2 separate regions of the Homo sapiens genome follow, and region 2 is linked to region 1. The links are chromatin loops, found by intact Hi-C in ENCODE. Cell type or tissue: PC-9. All regions are shown on one strand. Each heading gives the region's core, and the rest is flanking DNA. Links, peaks and the distances in the headings are about the cores only. Region 1 has its middle 21 kb from the start of GNA12. Region 2 overlaps GNA12 (G protein subunit alpha 12).

What was found. Hi-C counts contacts between places; a loop is a spot of excess contacts. Peaks named below come from ENCODE experiments on the same cell type or tissue, not always from the same donor. Only the 100,000 strongest peaks of a DNase experiment are listed, where the experiment ranks them.
Region 2: it touches region 1 in a loop (3.0-fold over the local background); 5 of 110 quality-filtered maps call a loop at or near these places.

What each region holds. Positions count from the first base shown.
Region 1 is chr7:2,859,908-2,871,315 of GRCh38, forward strand. No RefSeq gene overlaps it. Among named protein-coding and RNA genes, the nearest start is that of GNA12, 21 kb to the left of the region's middle. RefSeq lists enhancers at 2,507-3,153, 3,802-3,931 and silencers at 4,709-4,788, 9,539-9,743, 10,691-10,910. In PC-9, for the core only: CTCF peaks have their summits at 5,287 (motif pointing right) and 5,496; DNase peaks (open chromatin) are centred at 3,234, 3,934, 4,474 and 5,314; H3K4me3 peaks cover 2,694 bases; H3K27ac peaks cover 2,897 bases.
Region 2 is chr7:2,727,811-2,739,218 of GRCh38, forward strand. It overlaps GNA12 (G protein subunit alpha 12), which reads right to left. Exons shown (of 4, transcript NM_007353.3): 3 at 5,641-5,691; 4 at 295-3,940. The coding sequence ends at 3,371. It also overlaps a transcript of AMZ1 not described here. Among named protein-coding and RNA genes, the nearest start is that of AMZ1, 45 kb to the left of the region's middle. RefSeq lists an enhancer at 5,929-6,916. In PC-9, for the core only: no CTCF peak of the experiment used is centred there; a DNase peak (open chromatin) is centred at 5,621; H3K27ac peaks cover 1,346 bases.

The DNA.
Region 1 (11,408 bases), core at 1,696-9,695:
CTGCGTCATTTGTATCTCGTGTCATATGAAGATCATGATAGTGATAATAATTAACATTTTTTGAGAGCCGACTTTGTGCCGGGCACTCTCCTTAGGACTTTATGTGTATTATCTCCTTGGATCTTGATTTTAGTCCTATTGTGCTATTGTACATACTCTTATTGTTCCCACTTTACAGATAAGGAAAAGCGAGGCCCAGTGAGGTTAAGGAATTTGCTTAGGATCACACAGCCAGTTACAGGCAGAGCCAGGATTCAAAGACAGACAGGTGGCCCTGAGCCCATGCTCTGAACTGTGACACTCTGTGCCACATGGGAGTGGTATGAGTAAGGATCAGCCCGGTGGTGACGAAGGAGGGAGCTGCCTTTCATGGCTTTTTTTTTTTTGAGACAGAGTCTTGCTCTGTTGCCCAGGCTGGAGTGCAGTGGCGGGATCTTGGCTCACCACAACCTCCACCTCCCAGGTTCGAGCAATTCTCCTGCCCCAGCCTCCCAAGTAGCTGTGATTTCAGGTGCCCCCCTCTACCACTCCTGGCTAATTTTTTTGTATTTTTAGTAGAGACAGGGTTTTACCATGTTGCCCAGACCTCAAATGATACGCCGGCCTCGGCCTCCCAAAGTGCTGGCATTACAGATGTGAGCCACCGCGCCCGGCCCTTTTCATGGCTTTTAACACCCAAGACTTATTTCTGGTTTGGGGACTCTCTTCCATATCATCTCACCCCAGGATCCAGGCTGACGCAGCAGCCACTGTCTTGAACGTTGTTGGCCACTGAGCCAAGAGAAAGAAAGAGCTTGGGAAAGTTTTGTGCTGACAGGTGCACGGCCTGCAAGTGACACACGAGTTCTGCACACAGCGTACTGGACAGAACGGTGCTGAGGAGTTGCGTGTGTCTGCTTGGCTAAGATCCTAATCAATTATTTAATCACACATGAATGGAGGCATTGTGGTGAAGGTGCCTGGGAGGCGTGGTTAATATCCGCAACCACTTGTCTTTATGTAAAGGACGTCGCCCTCAATAACGTGGGTGAGCCTCATCTGATTTGTTGTTCCTTGAGAGCAAACACTGAGGCTTCCTGGAGAAGAAATTTTTCCTCTAGACTCAAGACTGTGGCACCAGCTCCTGCCTGGGTGTCTAGCTTGCCAGCCTGCCCTGCAGACTACAGACTGGCCTGCCCCCAAGATTGTGTGAGCCAATTTATTAAAATAAAACCCGGCTGGGCGTGGTGGCTCATACCTGTAATCCCAGGCCTCCCACTTTGGGAGGCCAAGGTGGGCGGATCACCTGAGATCAGGAGTTCAAGACCAGCCTGGCCAACATGGTGAAGCCCCGTCTCTACTAAAAAAAAAAAAAAAAAATAAATAAATACAAAAATTAATCGGGCATGGTGGCGGGTGCCTGTAATCCCAGCTACTCGGAGGCTAAGACAGCAGAATCGCTTGAACCCAGGAGGCAGAGGTTGCAGTGAGCCGAGATCACGCCACTGCACTCTAGCCTGGACAACAAAGAATGAAACTCTGTCTCAAAAAAAAAAAAATCCCGTTACCAGTGTATGTATATAATATCATTAATATATTTGGTATTATATTATGTTATAGAATAACTATAAATATATTACAGTTGTCTCATAGTATTTATGGGGACTTGGTTCCAGAATCCCCCATGGGTACCAAAATCCCTGGATGCTCAAGTCCCTAATATAAAATGGTGTAGTATTTGCATATAACCTACGCACATCCTTCTGTACACTTTAGATAATCTCTAGATTACTTGTAATACCTAATTCAATGTAAATGCTGTTCCAGACCAGCCTGGGCAACATAGTGAGACCCCATCTCCACTAAAGAAAAATTTACAAAAAAAAAAAAAAGATAATGGCCGGGTGTGGTGGCTTACCCCTGTAATTCCAGCACTGTGGGAGGTCGAGGCAGGCAGAGCACTTGAGGTCAGGAGTTTGAGACCAGCCTGGCCAACATGGCGAAACTCTGTCTCTAATAAAAATACAAAATAATTAGCCAAGCGTGGAGGCATGTGCCATCACAGAGTGATACCCTGTCTTAAAAAAAAAAAAAAAGAAAGAAAAAGAAAAATTGAGCCAGCCACGGTGGTGCTCACCTGTAATCCCAGCTACTTGGGAGGCTGAGGTGGGAGGATCACTTGAACCTGGGAGGCGGAGGCTGCAATGAGCTGAGATCGCACCAATGTACTCCAGTCTGGGCAACAGAGCAACGCTTGGTCTCGAAAATAAATAAATCAATAAATATAGTTGTTAGATTGTATTTTTAAGGTGTTTATTTTTTATTGTTGTATTGTTATTTTAAGAAATATTTTCCATCCCTGGGTGATTGAATCCATAGATGCAGAACAAGCAGCTATGAGGGGCTGAGAGTGTGTGTGTGTGTGTGTGTGTGTGTGTGTATACATAATTTATTAATTACATATAAAAAAATCTCCTACTGGTTTTGTTTCTCTGGAGAACCCCCAACTAATACAGTACTAGTTATGCCTCTCCCAGCTAAGGTCCCAGGAAGTACAATTCTACCCATTACCCTTAAGACATCACAGATGATCGGTCAGTACTAATAAGTGCTGTACGGTTATTGGACAGATTCGAGTTAACGTATGGAGAACAGGCAGGGTGCAAAGTGCATCCTGGCGTAGACCCCAGCTCTGCCAGGCACTAGCTCTGTAGGCTCTTGAACAACTTCCTTACCTCCCTGTGCCTTGTTTTCTTTTTTTTTTTTTCCCGAGACGGAGTCTCTCTCTGTTGCCCAGGCTGGAGTGCAGTGGCAGGATCTTGGCTCACCACAACCTCCACCTCCCGGGTTTGAGCAATTCCCCTGCCTCAGCCTCCTGAGTAGCTGGGATTACAGTTGTGTGCCATCACGCCTGGCTAATTTTTGTATTTTTAGTAGAGACGGGGTTTCACTATGTTGGCCAGGCTGGTCTCGAACTCCTTACCTCACAATGCGCCCTCCTCGGCCTCCCAAAGTGCTGGGATTATAAGTGTGCGCCACCGCACCCGGCCCTTGGTTTTCTATTCTGTAAAACGGAAGTGACCCGGTGGAGATAAAGGGGTAAATGCAGAGAATGAACTCAGAACATGCCGGTCGCCTTGGCAGTGCTCGCTAAGTGTTTGCATTTTTTTCCCTCCCTGTAACCGCTAGACCACCACGGAACTTGCATTTTTTGCTACTGGATGACAGGTCTTCCTCCTCTCCCAGGGTGGCTGTCTGGCAGGTTTCCCCACTTCCTGCAGTCTTCTCTGCCCTAGGGGACCAGTAGCCATGTTTCTGCCCCAACAAGTAACCTCCTTGCCCTGTCCTGGCTCCCGGGATCCTTCCTCTGGTGGTCTGCACGGGCCACGGCGCTCAGGGTGCCGCAGCGGCAAAGTGGGCAGTGGTCGCCCGTGTTCCAGGGAAGGAGGAGGGTGAGGGCGCCTGACCTCAGAGACCCCCAGAAGGTATCTGTGGGGGCACAGATGACCAGGAGCCCTGGAGTTAGTTCCATTTGCTGGCTGTGACCTTGGAAAGCCAGCAATGATTCAGGACCGGCTGCACAATTTGTGCAAAATGAAAATGTGGGGCCTCTTGTCCAAAAAGTATTACGAATTTCAAAACAGCCACAGCAGAGCACCACGCCGAGCAAGGGCCCTTCTCAGTACAGACCCTGAGCCTCCCGAGAGTGTGAGTGCTGGGGAAATCTGGGGAAAGAGGCCAAGGCTGTCCAGAGCCGAGCCCCTCCCTGGGGATTGTGTCTGGGGCCCGCAAACTCCCCAGGCGGAGGGAAGAGCCAGTCCTCCGGAGACGCTGGGCACCGAGCCTCCTCCAGGCCCGGAGAACGAGCCTGTAGCCTGTCGCTGTTTGCTGAGGGCCCTGACCTCTGTGGGAACACACAGGAAGTGGTTCATTTTCTCCCCACCAGTGACTCACTCCCGTCAGCCCTGCCCTTTCCAATCTCTGCTTCCTGTCCCTTAGCCTCAGCTTGGGTAATTCTGGGCAATAGAAAGGCCAGTCTGGTTGAGTCTGAAACTGCCATCTCACATGCAATTTCGCACTCATCTTGTCCCCCACTGAAGGGCTGGCTTAGCCTTGGCCGGAGAGCCCTGGAGAAGGAGGGGAGAGGTCGGGGGGACTGGCTGCGGTCCTTCCTCTTTCTCCTGGCTTCTGGGGTTGGGAGGGGAAGAGGAGGAAGAGGAGGAGGAGGAGAAGGTCTGGAGTGTCGGCACAATAGTAATATCAATAACAATAGCAGCTAATATTTACTGCAAGTGGTTCTCTGGGTCTGGAGATGCTCCAAGCACTTTTCTGACCGTAAGTTATGGCATTAAGTTTTGTAACTAGGAGGTAGGTCCTGTAATAAGGTCCTGTTGTAATTCCCATTTTTCTCTGTTGAGGAAACAGGCTGAGACAAGGTAGGTAATGTGCCCAAGGCCACAAAATTAGGAGGTGGCAGAGTCAGGATTGGAACCCAAGGTCTTCCTGATTCCACATCCGTTGCCCAGTCACTCCACTGCCTCACTTTCGCAAGAGTCCATATAAAGTTCCTGAGGTTGGGGCCTGGGACCTGTGGCAAGGTAAGTGTCCAGGGATTCAGCTAAGATGAGGCTTACACTTTTTTTTTTTTTGATAGAGTCTCTCTCTGTTGCCCAGGCTGGAGTGCAGTGGCAAGATCTCAGCTCACTACAACCTCTGCCTCCTAGGTTCAAATGATTCTCCCACCTCAGCCTCCCGAGTAGTTGTGACTACAGGCATGTGCCACCACGCTTGGCTAATTTTTCTATTTTTTGGTAGAGACGGGGTTTCACTGTCGGCCAGGCTGGTCTCAAACTCCTGACCTCAAGTTATCACCCCGCCTCGGCCTCCTGAAGTGTTGGGATTACAGGCGTGAGCCACTGCGCCCGGCCTGAGATGAAGCTTATTGAGGGTACTGAGAAAGATTTTTGACTCAATTTCTGAACCTTGTGAATTCTCACAGCACTTAACAGTAAGGAATTATCTGATATTTACATGCTTGTTATCTGCTTTCCTCATTAGGATGCAAACTTCATAAAACCATTTTGTTCATCTCTTCCTGATACCTGGTATGCGCTCACTAAATGCTTGGGAACGTGAATGAATGAATGAAACGTCTTCTGACGTGATCCTTGTATCTACATCTCCTTGCTGCGGCCAAGTCTCAGGTGCACCCTGAGCTCAGTGGTGGTCTTGCCTTTGCCCAGAGTGGGATGGGGTCCAGGTGGGGTGTCCCAAGCAGCCTGAAGAACATGACTCGAAATTCCCATCTGTGACCACCAGGTGTCGCTCATGCCACACAAGGAAACCCATAGATGGCCTCTGCTGAATTAGGGGTGCAGCGGGTGGGGAAATCTCATCTGTGACCACAGATGAGTTATCCAGGCTGCCATTTGTTCTCATTAGGTCCTGGATTTCCTCCTCAGAACCAGACAGATGTGATCAGCATTGTGGGCCGAGGGCCGGCACCTCCCCACCTCCCCGGCTATGGGTAGCTGTAGGGTGTCAGGGAGGGGATGCTGGGGTTCAGGCCCCGGATTCCATCCAGCTGCAGCCGTGTCACTGCCACTCCTCCTGCCCCCAAGCTTTGGCCTTGGCTGCCCAGGTAAGGCTGGCCCGGCACAGCCATTCATCAGTGTCAGCCGCCAGATGCCCCTCACAGGGCTCCCGTCCTCCGGGAACACTCCCAGGCCCCTAGCAACAAACTCAGCTTCCTGCCCTCATGGCACCGGCATCTTCCCCACTCCTTTTGCCGGGGTCTAAGTTTGGGGTGCATGCTTCCAGCCCCAGGAGCCCCCTCAATATCACACTGAGGTTGACTTGGCCATTTCTGCTTTCAGCCAACATAACCGGGTTCTAGAAGCTTCCTGACCGCTGTGGGAGGGTCACTTGGCCAGCAGGCAAGCGTTTCTTATTCCATGTACTTGAGTGAAGCAAAACCAGGGCTGTGTTTTTTTCCTTTTTTTTTTCTTTCTTTTTTTTTTTGAAACCAAGTCTCTCTGTCGCCCAGGCTGGAGATAACAGGTGCCCACCACCACGCTCAGCTAATTTTTGTATTTTTAGTAGAGATAAGGTTTCACCATGTTGGTAAGGCTGGTCTTGAACTGCTGATCTCAAGTGAACCACATGCCTTGGCCTCCCAAAGTGCTGGGATTACAGGTGTGAGCCACCACGCCTGGCCCTTTTTTCTTTTATTTGAGACAGGGTCTCGCTTTGTTGCCCAGGCTGGAGTGCAGTGGTGGGATCACAGCTCATTGCAGCCTCAACCTCCAGGGCGCAAGCGGTCCTCTCACCTCAGCCTCTTGAGTAGCTGGGACCAGAGGTGCTTGACACCACACCTGACTCATTAATTTTTTATATTTTTTGTAGAGACGGGGTTTTGCCATATTGCTCAGGCTGGTCTTGAACTCCTGAGCTCAAAGGATCCTCCTACCTTAGCCTCCCAAAGTGCTGGGATTACAGGTATGAGCCACTGTACCCGGCTAGGACTGTGTTTTTCTGTGACCCAACCTAATCGTTATTTCCAGCCCCTTTTCAGACTGATGATGGAAAATGTCATCTTGGCCAATTCCAGATGAACTTGGTCATTTAAGCTCAATTCTGAGCATTCCTTTGCTCACCTGGCGTGGCAGGTATGCTCTAGGGGGTGGTATAAACTTATGGCCCTGGGGAGGCTCCAGTTCCCCCTCCAACACAGATGTCTCCTGGAGGGACATTGTCATGTGCCATCCCCCACCCTCCATGCTGGTTATCCCAGAGGTGCCTGGTTCTCTGTGGAGGGCATTTTCTCTGCATCTTGCTAGCAGTCCCTGACTAATTTCCCGGCCTCACATCCTCCCGTGCTCCCATGGGGGCCATGGGAGACTTGGGGACCGTCTTTCTTGGACCCCTGCCAGGTGCCTTCTGTGTTAGTGAGATGTGCCCTTCCCTGGGTGGAAGGTTGACTTCCCATTCCCTGGGTTGGCTTCCCATTTCCCTGGGTGCCATCTGTGCCAGTTTGTTCTTGCATTGCTATAAAGGAGTACCTGAGACTGGGTAATTGATAAAGAAAAGGGGTTTAATTGGCTCACAGTTCTGCAGGCTGTATAGGAAGTGCGGTGCTGCCTTCTGCTTCTAGTGAGGTCTCCGGAAGCTTCCAATCATGGCGGAAGGTACAGGCGGCAGGAGTGAGAGAGAGAAGGGGGAGGCCCCAGACTCTTAAACGACCAGAGCTCTTAAACCCAGATTCTTAAACAACCAGATCTCATGTAAACTGAGCAAAAACTCACTCATCACCAAGCGAATGTGGCTAAGCCACTCGTGAGGGGTCTGCCTGCCGTGATCCAACACCTCCCACCAGGCCCTGCCTCCAACACTGGGGATCACATTCCAACATGAGATTTGGAGGGACACACATCCAAACCATATCACCACCTATCTCCAGGTATCCAGCACATGTGGGCTTCCTCCTCCCCTGCAGCCTGGGGGTGGGGTACTACATTTTCCTTTATAACATAGTGGTCACAATTTTGCGTTCTTTTCTTCCTGTTAAATGCCTCTCTCTCTCTCTCTCTCTCTCTCTATATATATATATATATAGATAGATAGATAGATAGATATTTTTTTTTTTAGATGGAGTCTCGCTCTGTTGCCCAGGTTGGAGTACAGTGGTGTGATCTCAGCTCACTGCAATCTTCGCCTCCCGGGTTCAAGCAATTCTCCTGCCTCAGCCTCCCAAGTAGCTGGGATTACAGGCAAGCACCACCATGCACAGCTAATTTTTGTATTTTTAGTAGAGACGGGGTTTCACCATGTTGGCCAGGCTGGTTTCAAACTCCTGAGCTTAGGTGATCCACTTGCGTCAGACTCCCAAAGTGCTGGGATTAAAGGTGTGAGCCACTGTGCCCAGCCTATAAATATTCATATATATACACACACACACACACACACACACACATATATATGTATATACATGTAAAATTTTTTTTTTGAGACAGAATCTTGCTCTGTTGCCCAGGCTGGAGTGCAGTGGTGCAATCCCAGCTAACTGCTTTCTGTGTTCAAGCGATTCTCCCGCCTCAGCCTCCTGAATAGCTAGGATTACAGGCATGTGCCACCATACCATGCTAATTTTTGTATTTTTAGTAGAGGAGGGGTTTTGCCATGTGGGCCAGGCTGGTCTGGAACAGTTGACTTCAGGCGATCCACCTGCCTTGGCCTCCCACAGTGCTGAGATTACAGGTGTGAGCCACTGCGACCAGCCTAATTTTTGTATTTTCAGCAGAGACAGGGTTTCACCATATTGGCCAGGCTTGTCTCAAACTCCTAACCTCAAGTGATCTGCCCGCCTTGGCCTCCCAAAATGCTGGGATTACAGGTGTGAGCCACTGTGCTGGCCTATTTATATTTTTAATTAAAAAAATTTTTTTGAAACAGGATCTCACTCTGTCATCCAGGGTGGAGTACAGTGGCGCAGTCACAGCTCACTGCAGCCTCTACCTCCTGGGCTCAAGTGATCCACCCACCTCAGCCTCCCAAGTGGCTGGGACTACAGGTGTTCACCACCACACCTGGCTAATTTTATTTTGACTTTTGTAGAGATGGGGGTCTCACTTTGTTGCCCAGGTTGATCTTGAACTCCTGGGCTCAAGTGATCCTCCTGCCTTGGCTTCTCAAACTGTTGGGATTACAGGTGTGAGCCACTGTGCCCAGCTATTTATATTACTTTAAATGGACAAATAGCAATTGATATGTTTATCATGTACAACACAATGTTTTGAAATACGCATACCTTGTAGAATGGTTCAATCAAGCAAATTAACATATGCATTCCTCCCATGCTTATTATTTTTTGTAGTGAGAACACTTAAAATCTGTCTACATGGTGAAACCTCATCTCTATTAAAAATAAAATACTCGATTGCATTTTCAAAATACAAGATGTCTCGATTTAAATAAGGGTTAAATCTTGTTTTCTCCACCTTATTTCCTAGTTCGCTAGCAAATGCTGCATTTGTTAATTAATTTAGGGCAATTCTTTCTTTCTGTAATTGACAAATAATAATTACGTCTATTTAAGGGGCACCGTGTGATGCTTCGATCCATGTATACGTCGTAGAATGATTAAACGCAGCGAATTAACATATCATAACCCTTAAAGCAGAGGCTTCCAGTTTCCTCTAGGGGATTCCCCATGTTCCATTCCAGTTCTGGTGGGGCCTTTCCAAGCCATACACAAACACATACACACGCGGATGTACCCCATGGAGTCACATACGAACGCACGTACACCACAGCCACGCATAGTCACAGGAGCATTGCAGGCACGCACGTGCACACACCCACCCACACACCCACCCACACACCCACCCAGGGGCATGGTCCTGTAACCCGGACCTCTTCACATCTTTGGCAACAGTAACGTGGCCCAAGGGGTAGGCCTATGTATTAGTCTGTTTTCACCCTGCTATAAAGAACTGCCTGAGACTGGGTGATTTATAAAGGAAAAGAGGTTGAATTGACTCACAGTTCAGCATGGCTGGGAGGCCTCAAGAAACTTACAATCATGATGGAAGGTGAAGAGGAAGCAAGGACCTTCTTCATAAAGTGGCAGGAGGGTGAAGTGCTGAGTGAAGCGGGAAGAGCCCCTTGTAAAACCATCAGATCTCCTGAAAACTCAGCCACTCTCACGAGAACAGCTTGGGGGAAATCTATCCCCGTGACTCAATGACCTCCACTTGGTCTCTCCCATGACTCAGTGGAGATTATGGGGATTACAGTTCAAGATGAGATTTGGGGCCGGGTGCGGTGGTTCACACCTGTAATCCCAGCACTTTGGGAGGCCGAAGTGGGCAGATCACTTGAGGTCAGGAGTTCGAGACCAGCCTGGCCAACATGGCGAAACCTTGTCTCTACTAAAAATACAAAAATTAGCCAGAAGTGATGGTGCGTGCCTGTAGTCCCAGCTACGTGGGAGGCTGTGGCAGGAGAATCGCTTGAACCCGAGAGGCAGAGGCTGCAGTGAGCCGAGATCACACCAGCCTGGGTGACAGAGCCAGACTCAGTCTCAAAGGAAAAAAAAAAAAGATGAGATTTGGGTGAGGCGCAAAGCCTCACCATATCAGTCTCCACCCAGGAGAGTCCACCCTGCCTGGAGGAGAAAGAGGGCGCTGGGCTGTGGTGGCCCCGTGTGTCCCAGTGGAGGGGTCTGTCTGCCATGGGCAGGAGTGCGCCCCCCCTGCACAGAGGGCTACAGCTCAGAGGCGAGGCGGGGATCGGACCTAGTGAGAGCTGAGCGCCTGGTCTGGGCCCTGTTGGGCTTGGTGAGCCACTCTGTGGCTTTTAGTGATACCTGAGCCAGCAGACCTTACCTCTGTGCGCCAGGGGTGCTTTGTGGGGTCCGATGCTGTTCACACCCTGCGTCCTCCCGTCCTGTCCGGGTCCCCCTTTCCCACGTGCACAAGGAGTGGCTGACGGTCTCCCAGGACTCCCCCACCACCCCCTACACACTCCACTTCAACTCTGCAAAGGCAGCACCCTTCCCTGGAGTGTGAGACCCTCCCTGCCTGCCCCTCTCTGCCTGAGCAGGACAGGAAGCTATTGAGCCCCTGTGAAGCTCTAGGCCAGGTGCCTGGAGTCAGCGATGAGTAAGAGGAGGCAGGGCCTGCAGCCCTCGGAGGCCCAGGACTTTAGGGAACTCATTAGAGAGACTCATTTCGTTACCTGTGTCACTTTGGTCATCTGGGAGGCAGACGTCAAGACAGAAGAAATGAGCAAGAGATTGATGAAACGCAATGCCCAAGCAGGATACAGGGAGAGGATGCAGGGTGGGCGGGGACCAACTTCCAACCGTGACGCAGGGCTTGTGTTTGCCAGAGGAGAAGAGGAAGGAAGGAGGGTTAAGTGGGAGGAGCCCCAGGCTGCAGTGCAGCTGTGAGAAAGTCCTCTCCAGGCCCACGGGGAGCTCTAGCAAGGTCCCGGGTGGGGCAGGAGCTGCCAGGCCCCAGGTGCTACTGCATTCCTGTGGAGGGTGACTCTGGGAGGGAAAGCAGAGCCGTGCACCTCCAGGGCCACCCCGACGGTGACACAAAGGCTGATGTGACACATGCATCAAAGCACTGACCAAATGCCGGGGCCGGTGGCTCACGCCTGTAATTCCAACACTTTGGGAGGCTGAGGCGGGTGGATCACCTGAGGTCAGGAGTTTGAGACCAGCGTGGCCAACATGGTGAAACCCCATCTCTACTAAAAATACACAAATTAGCAGGGCGTGGTGGTGCCTGCCTGCAGCCCCAGCCACGGGGAAGGCTGAGGCAGGAGGATCGCTTGGACCTGGGAGGCGGAGGTTGCAGTGAGATGAGATCGCACCACTGCACTCCATCCTAGGCAATGGACCGACCAAGGGACTGGGGTCA
Region 2 (11,408 bases), core at 2,205-10,204, 130 kb before region 1:
GCTGTGGGAGGCTGAGGTGGGCCGATCACGAGGTCAGGAGATAGAGACCACCCTGGCCAACATGGTGAAACCCTGTCTCTACTAAAAATACAAAAAATTAGCTGGGTGTGGTGGCGGGCGCCTGTAGACCCAGCTACTTGAGAGGCTGAGGCTGAAGAATCGTTTGAACCCACGAGGTGGAGGGAGACTCTGTCTCAAAAAAAAAAAAAAAAAAAAAATTAGGATGAGAGTGATCTGCTGTGAATCCTGGGGAATGAAAAATCAATTTAGTGTTGGTTTTGAATACTGGCACTATTTTATATTAAGCAAAGAAAGACTAAATTTATTTTAATAAACATTCAGAGGCTGAGGGTGGCCAAATTTTCAAGCCAGACCCTCCCAATGTTAATACACTGTGCAAAGCTTACACCATGAACAACTGACCCGGACCACTACCATTCCAATGGGAGCCTCTGCCTTACAATACCAGGTTAGATGTCTGTGCCCAGAACCCCTAAATTAGTTACAACTAATAATCTTCTTTCAAGAGTTTTTTTTTTCAATCTTGGAGTTAACAATCTGACTTATTTTTCTTTTATCAAAGAAGTAGGAAAATTACAATAAGAATTCTAGAGATCTCTATAAATTACAGACCTATGACTCAAAATCCTTGAAACAATTTCTCTACGAACATAAGAGTTAAAAATAGATTTCAGTAAAACCCTATATGCGTCTTATGTGTACACAGTATAGCTATGAGGAACAGATCTTATTTTGAGGAACTTTATTGTTACATTTTTGCAATAATTGAGGCACAACTACCTCCTGCTTTTCCAACATCTTAATAAAAAAGACAATAAGGATTAACAGTGAAATTAAAATTAAAAAATACAAAAGCCTAAGGTTCTGGAGACAAAACTGACTAGAGTCTATGTGTAGCCAAGTTGTGAATGACAGTTTAGCCTTGCAGAGTTTCCTTCTTCTCCAATTACAATGTGTTACAGAATTTGGAAGGGGGTGTCTTTAAAAACGTTCTAATTCACCCCGGTCATGAGGAGGAGGAGGAGGAAGTCCAGCTCAGCAAGGCCAAGTGCCTCGGCCAGGGCGGTGGGGTCAGCGCTGAGCGGGTCAAGAGCCCGCGCCGGGGGCCATCCCCCTGCGCTTTCTATCGAGTTAAACGGACCCCACAATATCTCCTTCCTCTCATGCTTCTGGTTTGAAAGTGACGAGTAAATATGTCAGACTGTTTAAAGGAAAACAAGCACTCATTGACAAGGCCGGACTACTCAGGAAGGTGTTTCAAACAACTCCCCTGCTACGCGAATCACAGCGCTGCTGTCGCCAACAGCGCCGCGAAGAGGCTCTCCCCGTTGGCGGAGGACCCGCTTGCACTTCCTCTGGGCTCTGGATTCTAACACACACAGGAGACACAGCGAAAGCTGACCCAGAAGGCAAACAAAGCTCACCACGCTCCGGACCGGGCTGCGCGTCACTGTTGCAGACTGCAAATGGGACCTGAGACCACCCCGAGGGCCCCACCAGGAGCTCTCTTTCTCCTTTAAAACGTGGTCATCGGCACTCATCTCCGGTCACATCCGTGAGGTCTGTGAAGAGCCACAGAAGCAGTACAAAAACAGCGACTTCTTTATCCAGCCAAAAAAGGAGCCACAAGCCCAGCAAACACTGACACACAGCCTCGAGCACTGCGAGAGAGAGTTCCATGCTGTCTCCCGATGAGAACGCTGTGCTAACAGGGTGACCCAGAGGCAGGTTTCCCCTCCCTCTTCTGCTTCTGCATCTGCCCCAAGGGCTTGCGTTTACCGGGTTTGCGGAAAACAAGCCAAGGGTGAGCTGCAGAGGGGCTCGGGGCTCGGGGCAGCACGGCCTCGGGACGAGGGCCCTGGGATATGTGACTGAGCCACAGCAACATTCGGGTGCCAATTAAGAGGACGCTTTTCATTTTCTTGTAAATGCTAGGACACATCCCAAAACACACTAGGCAGGATTTCTCAGTAGAGTGATACACAGAGGGGACCAGCTTGGAATGCAATGTATTTTAAACACAGTGAAAGCCACCTGGCAGGTAGCTGGACAAGTGAGCTGGGCCCAGGACTGGCCAGCTCGTATCAACATTCACAGGCTCCCGCGGGCTCCCCCAGGACAGCGGCATCCGAGAGTGTTTACTCTTCTGCAAGCACAGTCATAGAAGCGAGGGGCCTCGATGAGAATCAGACTTAGGGAGAGCGGCGAACAGGCACGGCTGTCCAAAGGCACTGGTGGAGCGGCAGTTTGGAGAAACTCAAGATTCCTCCAGCGTCTGTGGGCTTCCCGAAAGGTCAGCTGTTAGCTCGCCAAGCAGCTGGGGCATTAACAAAAGCTCTGCTAGTGGCCTTGCCAGCTTTCTGAAGCCCCAGAAGAGGAATGTTTCTGAAAGAAGGAAACGCTATGTGCTGCCAACTGTGTGTGAGCAGATGACTTGCAGGAAGATGGGAGAGCCGTCTGCAAGGGGACCTGGTTTCTGTGTCTTTGCCGTTGGGTTGGGCAGTGGGTGGCTAAGGGGAGAAGAGCACCGCTGTGTGTGCACGGACGGAGCGGCAGTCACCGTGGGCATCCTGTCTCACTCCGTGTTGTGCTGCTGGGCATGGGGCAGGGTGGGAAGGGCTGAGCCTGCTGTAGGGGCGTAAGGTGAATCCACACCTGCAGAGCTCTGCAGCCCGTCCTCAGAGCTGGGAAGGGATCCTAGGCACGGCTCCTCAGCTTCATCTGAGAGGCTTGGACTAGGGGCTCTTAGGAAATCGGCACGGGAGTTTGAAAAGGCAACGTGCTCCCTTTGGGAGGTGGCCTTCAGACACTGCGGCTGGGGCTGCAGGGCCGGGCTCAGGCACTGAGTTTAGCAGCATCGGCGTGCACTGGATCTCTACAAGCTACTGTTAGGCAAAGCTTTCAGGTTAGTCTGTCTCAGGGAAGACTTGTGAGTTAGAAAAGCCGTCTGCAAGGCCAGCTGGTTTTTGTGTTTCTGTCATTAAAGACAGAGCGTGTGTACACACATACACACACAACACGGTCCTCAATTAAACTGCGTCAGAAAAAGAGGAACGTTTCTGTAAAAGCAAAGCAAGCTGTGTGATTAGGTGTTCCGTATTCACAACATCATCACTCGGATTTTCAGTAGTTTCACTCGCCCCCAGGATTCAGTAGCTAACGTGACAGTTTCCATGTCCTTTTGCCTAGAGCTCGCTGGCTGGCTGGTCTGACAGCATTCCTGAGCCAGGTATTCCAGGGCACGGATCCGAGAAACCCACTCAAGGACCACACAGACAACACACACCCAAGAGTCTGACCGACAGCCGTGGGGGCTGCTCAACGACGACAAACCCCGGGGCTTCCTCGCTCACTGCAGCATGATGTCCTTCAGGTTCTCCTGCAGGATGGTGTCTTTCACAGCATGGAACACGAAGCGGACGTTCTCGGTGTCGATGGCGGTGGTGAAGTGGTGGAAGAGTGGCTTGCTGCGGTTCCGTCTCTTCCTGTCGAAGCACTGGACCAGGTAGCGCTGGACGTCCTCCAGCCTGTGCGGGTCGCCCCTGAAGTCCGGGAAGTGCTTCTTGATGCTCACGGTCTTCACCTTCTCCACCAGGAGGTCCATCTTGTTGAGGAAGAGAATGATGGAGACGTTGAAGAAGAGCTTGTTGTTGACGATGGTCTCGAAGATGTTCATGGACTCCACCAGCCGGTTGGTGCGCCTGTCCTCCATGAGGACCTGGTCGTACTCGCTGGAGGAGACCATGAACAGGATGGACGTGATCCCGTCGAAGCACTGGAACCACTTCTGGCGCTGGGACCGCTGGCCGCCCACATCCACCATCTTAAAGGGGATCTTCTTAATAACGAAGTCATGCTCCACAATTCCCTTGGTGGCTTTCCTAGCCAGCAGGATATCTTGCTTACTAGGAAAGTAATTCTGTAAAATACAGGATGAGGCAGAAATTTAGGGGGAGGAAGAAAGAACAGAGAAAATAGAAACAAAAAGATGGCAAAAAGATAAGAAGGAAAGAGACTGACTTTTGCAACAGGTTGAACCAGAAACCAAAAGCAAATTTCATTTATAACATTATCAACTGGCCGTGAAACAGAAAGAATCAAATACTTCATTTCAAAACGAACGGAGGCTCACCAGTCTGAGGACGAATGCTCAGAACACTCGTGGGCAGGCCCAGCGCAAAACCACATCCATTTTCTTCTCCAGAGGAAATTTACCATCTTTTTTGTTTCCATACCAGAGATACCTTTTTATTTTTCTAACTCCTAAAGCTTATAGCTTCCAAAACCTTACTGTGAATTAATTTAGGTTTTGAATGTGATGTAAATTCAATCTGCAATACATTTAATGTTATTCTTAGACAATTCTTTAAGTCTTTAGCGACACACAGGCAAGCATACTCTTCACTCACTTTGACTTTGCACTATTAATAATCCTCCAGGCCAGGCACGGTGGCTCACACCTATAATCCTGGTGCTTTGGGAAGTGGGAGGAATACCTTGAGCCCAGAAGTTCAAGAACAGCCTGGGCAACATAGTAAAACCCCATATTTACAAGAAGTAAAAACATTAGCTGGGCGTGGTGCCTCATGCTATAGTCCCAGCTACTTGGGAGGCCGAGACAGGAGGATCATTTGAACCTAGGAGGTTGAGGCTACAATGAGTTACGATCGTGCCACTGTACTCCAGCCTGGGTGACAGAGTGAGACCCTGTCTCAAAAAATCGAAAAACAAAACAGAACAAAAAACCAACAAAACACCTCCCGTGATGAGTGCACACACCACTCAGGCAGCTTCTTGCCAAAACACCAAACACGGACATGATCATGCCTCGATCTAGAGGTCTGACTACCACCCACGGGGTGTGCAGGGGACAGAGAAACATCTTCAATAACACTGCAGGGGTGGAAGAGCAAAGTCCACATGGTAAGAAACCCTACAGGATAAATAATCCAGTTACTCCAATAAACAAGTTGAAAGAAAAAAAGGAGAGACATACAGATTAACACTTAAGTGATCCTGACCAATGGCAATGCATGACCTTATTAGGTTGTTGATTCAAACTCTGCTAAAACAAAGCAAAATCAACATGAAAACATTAATGAGACAACAGGGAAAATCTCTAAACTGACTAGGTTGACATTACGGAATTACTGCCAATTTTTCAGGAGCCATACGGTACTGCGGTTGTCATTTTTCGTCTTGTCTTTTTGAGGTACACTCTAAAATATTCTCTGCATTTGCTCCCGGAGGCCGGGGGAGGGCTGCTGAAACAAGACTGGTAATCAGTGATAACTGCCATGCCTGGGGTTTCATTAGACTATTTGTTTTTGAGTATGTTTGAATTTTCCATGAGATAAAGGAAGTCCTCCTTTCACTCATGAACTCCTCTGTCTGTCTCCTTTATGGTGATCTGGGCAAAGGCAGTTTCCTCCCCTCCCCACTGAGACGGGGCCCAGATCCAAGTGAGAGCGTGCCATTACAGTACTATTCGTGGTAATGTGACAGAACAAGCTCGGCCTGTCAGTCCAGCCAAAGTCCTCACAACGTGGACTGCTTTGGTCTCTGGACACGTTTTCTAACCCTGGAGCCCAGCTTCTTCGGGCGGGCGTGCTTACTCACCAGCTGGCCGATCCGGTCCAAGTTGTCCAGGAAGTACTTCACCGACTCCCCCTGTCAGGAAGGAAGAATATTCACAGCTCAGTCTGGACTGAGGAATCCTGATGTGGCAAATACAAGAACTGAACAGGGTAAGAGCAGTGGCATTTCGCCTCCGTGTGAATGGGAAAGCAAAGGAAAAAGGCAGAGAGTGTCCGTGTGTTTTCTAAAATAAAAAAACTACCATTAAAGAAAATGTTTAATGCAGGTTCTTTAGCTCCAACCCCAAGGTTCAAATTCTGGCTGTTTTTCAATTTTCGCTGCTGGGTTTTGGTGTGTGGTGCGATGCAGGCCCCTCTGATGGGGGACTCTCTTTCCAGACATGAAGGCTGGCCCACTCCTGGCCATGCGGCCAGCAAAGGACAGGCTAGAATAGGATTTTAGATTTTGGCTCCTGGGTACAGTCTTGCTTCTGTCGAAGATGGCCTAAGGGACCCAAGACATTGTCCTTAAAGACAAAACATCCTGACGAAAAGGAGCATCTAGCAAAACATCTTCCAGTTTCTAGAAAGAGTCCATTATTCCTTCCCACATTTTTATGACCTGATTTATAGTAGCAAACACAGGGGAATCTTCCATTTGGATTGTTGTGGTGGAATGATGGCCAGTCTTCTCCTGCCTGGACCAATCATCGATACAATCTGAGACGTGTTCCATAGTGCGAAGGGCCCTGCGGAATCACCCAGGACCCCGTTTCAGGAAGCGCTGAGCCGCCAAATGCGAGGCACACACGGGGCACGGGAGGAGCCGGGAGAGCGCAACCACCGACCACAGAGCAGCCCGCATATGAACAGGCACGCAATGAGTCCCTTCAAAGGTAGCGTATTAAAAACCAATTATACCACTTTCTATAAGATTCCACTTTGAACCCTGCTCTAAAGACAGACACCAGCAGGCGGGGTCAAGGCTTCCAGGCTGCCCTGACATCAGGGCTTGTGGGAAGAGCAGTCACTTTCTGTGTTCTCATGGAAATGTACAGGGGCAAGGTCATACACATGTGGCGAGCTGACGCAGGAGAATTTTAAGGAGAGAAGGCCATCAGAATGGACTACGTGATGGCGCTGAAGCTCGTGGCGTTGTAAGGGATGGAGAAAGGCGGCCAGCACCTGCTCAGTCTATCTCTTCCTCCTCTGTCCCAGACAGACTGAGGGGAGAAAGCAGAGAGGAAGCTCCTTCAGGGAGGAGCCCACCTTCCTACTTTAGAACGAAGGCCTCTGGATGTTTTCAAAGTGAGTGTTTTGTTTGAGGGGACAGAAACACACGTCTCCCCATCCCAGCACTGCCTGTGTTGAGCGAGCACACATCCTCCTCCTCTGTGGCAGGACGGGGCGAGCACGTGCACCTCGTGACCACCGGCTCTCTAGAGCCCCAGGCAGAGGCCCAGCTCTGCAGTAGGGAAGGCATCGGGAGTGCCAGGGTGAACGTACCCCAAGGGCCCGGCACGACTGACCTCTCGTGCCTGCTCTCTCCCTTCCTCGCCAAGCCCCCGTGATGTGGGAAGCCAGCGTGAGGCCGGTGGGGCAGCCGCCTTCCCGTGGCTGTGCCAAGTCCCCCCGGTCCTCTGCACATCATGCCTCCTTCCACACCCTGACAGGAAGCAGCTGGGAGAAGCCGTTGGGTGCACTCACTCCCTGATTTACGACAAGTTCCTTCCTCAGCGCCTCTCTCTCCTGCCTCCTCCTGCTCTCCTGCCCTCCCCTGGGCCTCGGGAGGTGCCACGCAAGCCCAAGAAGCATCAGCATACTGTCCCTCCCTCTCCTGTGGCCACGGGCTCCCCCAGGGAGCTGAGAGTAGCAGCAGCTCACAGCCCAAGCCACCCTTGCCCGTTTCTAGGCAGGTGGTGGCACCAGGCACGAAGGAAGCAGAGGCAGTTCTCCTGCAGGGTTCTAGCTGGGTCAGGCATGGAGAGTCACAGTGGCACAGATGCCCCAGCCAGTGCTCTTATCACCACAGGACACAAAGCCCTGGACACACGTGCTCCGCCCAGATAGTACGGACGCAAGGGGAAAAGCACCACAGAGGGCACAATCAGGACAAGCTCGATGGGAAGCAGAAAACAGGAGGGACGTTTCCCTCGGTGTGAGTCTAAACACCCCTCGAGTCTGCAATCAGTCCCCCAGCTGCACTTCACAACACAGCAAACACTCACTGCTGCTTTCTCCACGATGACTGAATGAGGATGGCTCATTTAACTCATCACAGCATTTGTATCACTACTTGGAATGCAGGAAAACTTATCTGTGACTCTCGGTCATCTTGCATGAGTGGCGGAGGAGAGGAGTCAAATCTAGTTTCATGTCAGGGCGGCCTCATCTCGAGAAACAGCCCAGGGGGTCCGTGGGAAAGCTGCCACTGAACTGTAAGGTGCCAGGGACTGTGCCACAAGCTCTCTAATGGGGGCTGGAGGGGAGGGAAGAAGGGGACACAGAGCAACCCTGTGTGATCCAGAACGCTGTCACTCACATCCGCACTCTTGCTGTCCCTGAGGTTTGGTGCACTGCGGTTCACCAACAGAGACTGGACAATGCACCTGCTGATTGGGCACGCAGCCCACGGGACGATCGTTTGCGACGGACTCCTCAAGTCTTACAGCAGCAGCTCATTAAAAGGGCCAGGTTTACAATCCCATGCATTTTCAACACTAAGAGAATTCAGTCATTTCTTTAGAGAAAATGCATGTGGCAGAAACTGAGATGTCCACATGAAATTAACCGCTTGGTGGGTTTATAAAGAGGCACTGTGCCTGCCAAGACGAGCCCAGAGTCCTCTCAACGGCTGCTGCGGTCACACGATCTAGAAACACGAGTGGATCCAAAGTGGGCTCTCGGGACTCTCCTTGGTGTGAAAAACCTACACCACTCAAGATTAACACAAACTTGGACTTGCGGATTAAATGAAATGAATTTCATTAGGCTGGGGCCAGCGGCCACTGAGCACACACCTGACAGGGGCCTGTCCCCTGCCTCAACTGTCCCACGAATGTGTCTGTCCTCTCACGAGCAACAGAAGGGATGAACCTGAGCAGGGGCTGGTGGCAGTGAAAGAGGGGTTGTCTGTTTCAAGCAGCAGCAGCAGGTTGATATGGGGCCTGTGCACCTGTATTGGGCACAGCCGGGCAGATGTGATGTCGTGACACTGGGCAGGACCTAGGCCGACACACGCCCATGAGGAGACCGCCTTTCTGCAGAGGCCTGCAGCCTTCAGCAGTTTCTGGAAGCACCTGTCACCCACACCTCCGGTGGGAGAAAGACACACGCTCGGCTTGCTGCCGCTCAGAACTCCGTCAGCACCGTCAGGCAGGCACTGCAGCAGCCTCGCCCGTCACCTCTGTCTCTGCACACAGCAAGCTGCCCCTTCACAGACCCCTGCTGGCCTCACGCACTTCCTTCAGCTAATTTAGGACCACGAGAAAAGAGCTTCAGATCATTCAACCCTGCACAGGACCAGACCCTCGAGATCAGTACATGAGGGGCTGACTCTGGTTCCCTCTTGTCCTCTGCTCCTAATTGGAGCCTTTCTACCCACATGCTTGGTTCAGTTCCTGCCTGTCAATGTCACAGACTGACAGGGTGTGCATTAAAGACAGCCCATGTGTGGGTCCCACTGGGGAGTGAGAGGAAAAGGTAACCGTGGATTGGTCTCAGATGTAAGCGTCTAAGTAGGGACAGATCAAGGACCAGAGAGTGGTTACAAAGAAAACAAACACCAACTTCCAGCTCCTGGCCAGAGGGCCTTTTAATTTTAAACCCTATCTGCCCATTCAGGAGCTATCTCACAGTTTTGTTTTGTTTTTTTTTTTTTTGTTTTTTTTTTTTTTTTTGAGATGGAGTCTCGCCCTGTCGCCCCGGCTGGAGTGCAGTGGTGTGATCTTGGCTCACTGCAACCTCTGCCTCCTGGGTTCAAGCAATTCTCCTGCCTCAGCCTACAGAGTAGTTGGGACTACAGGCGTGCACTACCACACCCGGCTAACTTTTGTATTTTTAGTAGAGACGGGGTTTCACCAGGTTAACCAGGCTGGTCTCGAACTCCTGACCTCAGGTAATCCACCCACCTCAGCCTCCCAGAGTGCTGGGATTACAGGCGTGAGCCACAGCGCCCGGCCCTGTCTTACAGTTTCTGCACTTAGTGAGGTTAACTCTAAAATCCTAAAGCGGGGTCATTCACACTGTGACCGAAAACAGGGCTTGTTAATGGTGAGCTAGAGGATTCCAAAATCTAGTTCACTCACTTCAACGTGACAAATTACAAAGACAAATTTTAAAACTGCTGTGTATGAAAAGTAACAGCAAACTATGCCAAAGGCCCAGGTTTTCAATTTCATTACTTAATAAATAAATATTAAAGTTAGCATTTGATTTCCACTGAATAGAGACGCTAGCCAAACAACAGAGAATCTTTCAAAATACTTTTAAAAACAGTATCTAGTTCCCCAAAAGAAATCCTCATTTTGAACTCAGGCTTTGCTCAGTGAACGCCTGTGACATCTCACAGGGCTGGCGTGAGATTAAATGATACCACAGCTGTGAAAGTATTCTGGAAAAGAGATACAACACCACATTCATATACATTAGAAAAAGGAAGCTTTTCAAGTTTTAATTTGGGTACCTATGAATTGTTTGTTGCTAATTTATCATCCCCAAATATTAGGTAAGAGGACCAGGCGTGGTGGCTCACAGTAACCTCAGCACGTTGGGAGGCCGAGGCAATCACTTGAGGTCAGGAGTTCGAGACAAGCCTGGCCAACATGGTGAAACCCTGTCTGTACTAAAAATACAAAAACAGAGTGAGGCTCCATCTAAAAAAAAAAAAAAATTAGGTAACAGATTCACTGGCAGAAATACAAAGTGACGCAGGCACAAGCTGTCACTGCAGGAAACGTCTAGTAGGAGAAGCTGCTTGAGGAAACTGTGATCTCCACGCAGTCAGGGGCTACGCACCGGCGAAGGAGAAGAGCTCCGTGGCTGGAAGGAGGTTTCCGATACCCACTGCCAAAGGAAAAGCACAAGGCACGAAACAACGCAGAGTATCTTCCTTTTATGTAAGAAATGGCGGGAGACTAAAACCCATATTCTGCTTGCTTATATTTGGAAAAGGAAACGTGGATACACCAGCAGCAGATAAAAATGACTTCTAGGGAGGGAGGGAATGGGGGATGGGACAGAGACAGGAGTAGCCCTCTCTGAGTATGTCTGACTTTGGAACCATGCTAACATCTTCCATAATTAAAAAAAAATTAAATAAAAAACCAACCCCTCAAAATTGAACCCAAATTAAAGCAAATGAACCCAATAGGACAATAAGGTTAGAGGCGGAACCTAGAATTCTGGCCTCCTCCTGTTTTTTATTTTGTTTGTTTTTTTGTTTTTTGCCAGAATGTGAAAGTACAGAGGAGCTGGCCCCTGACTCTGGCCACGCTTTGGCCCCCTTGCCCTGTGTGTAGCCTCGTGGCTGTGCCTGTGGACACCTCGTCTCCAAGCCTGGCACACAGCCACCCCTTGGTCACAGCAGTGAGACCCCAGGAAGAGCTGCACAGGGTCCTTGGCCGTGGAGCAGCCTCTACAACTGTAAGCTCAGGCTCCGCAGGGTGTGTCCTCGGCGTGTGCAGGGTTGCTGTCACAGGGGTGCCACGCCGGGCCCCTAAAGCACCAGCCCCCTTGCCTGGGTTCTTCCTTTATGTTTTCATTAGGTAAGATCTACATAATAGAAAATTCACCATTTTGACATGAACCATT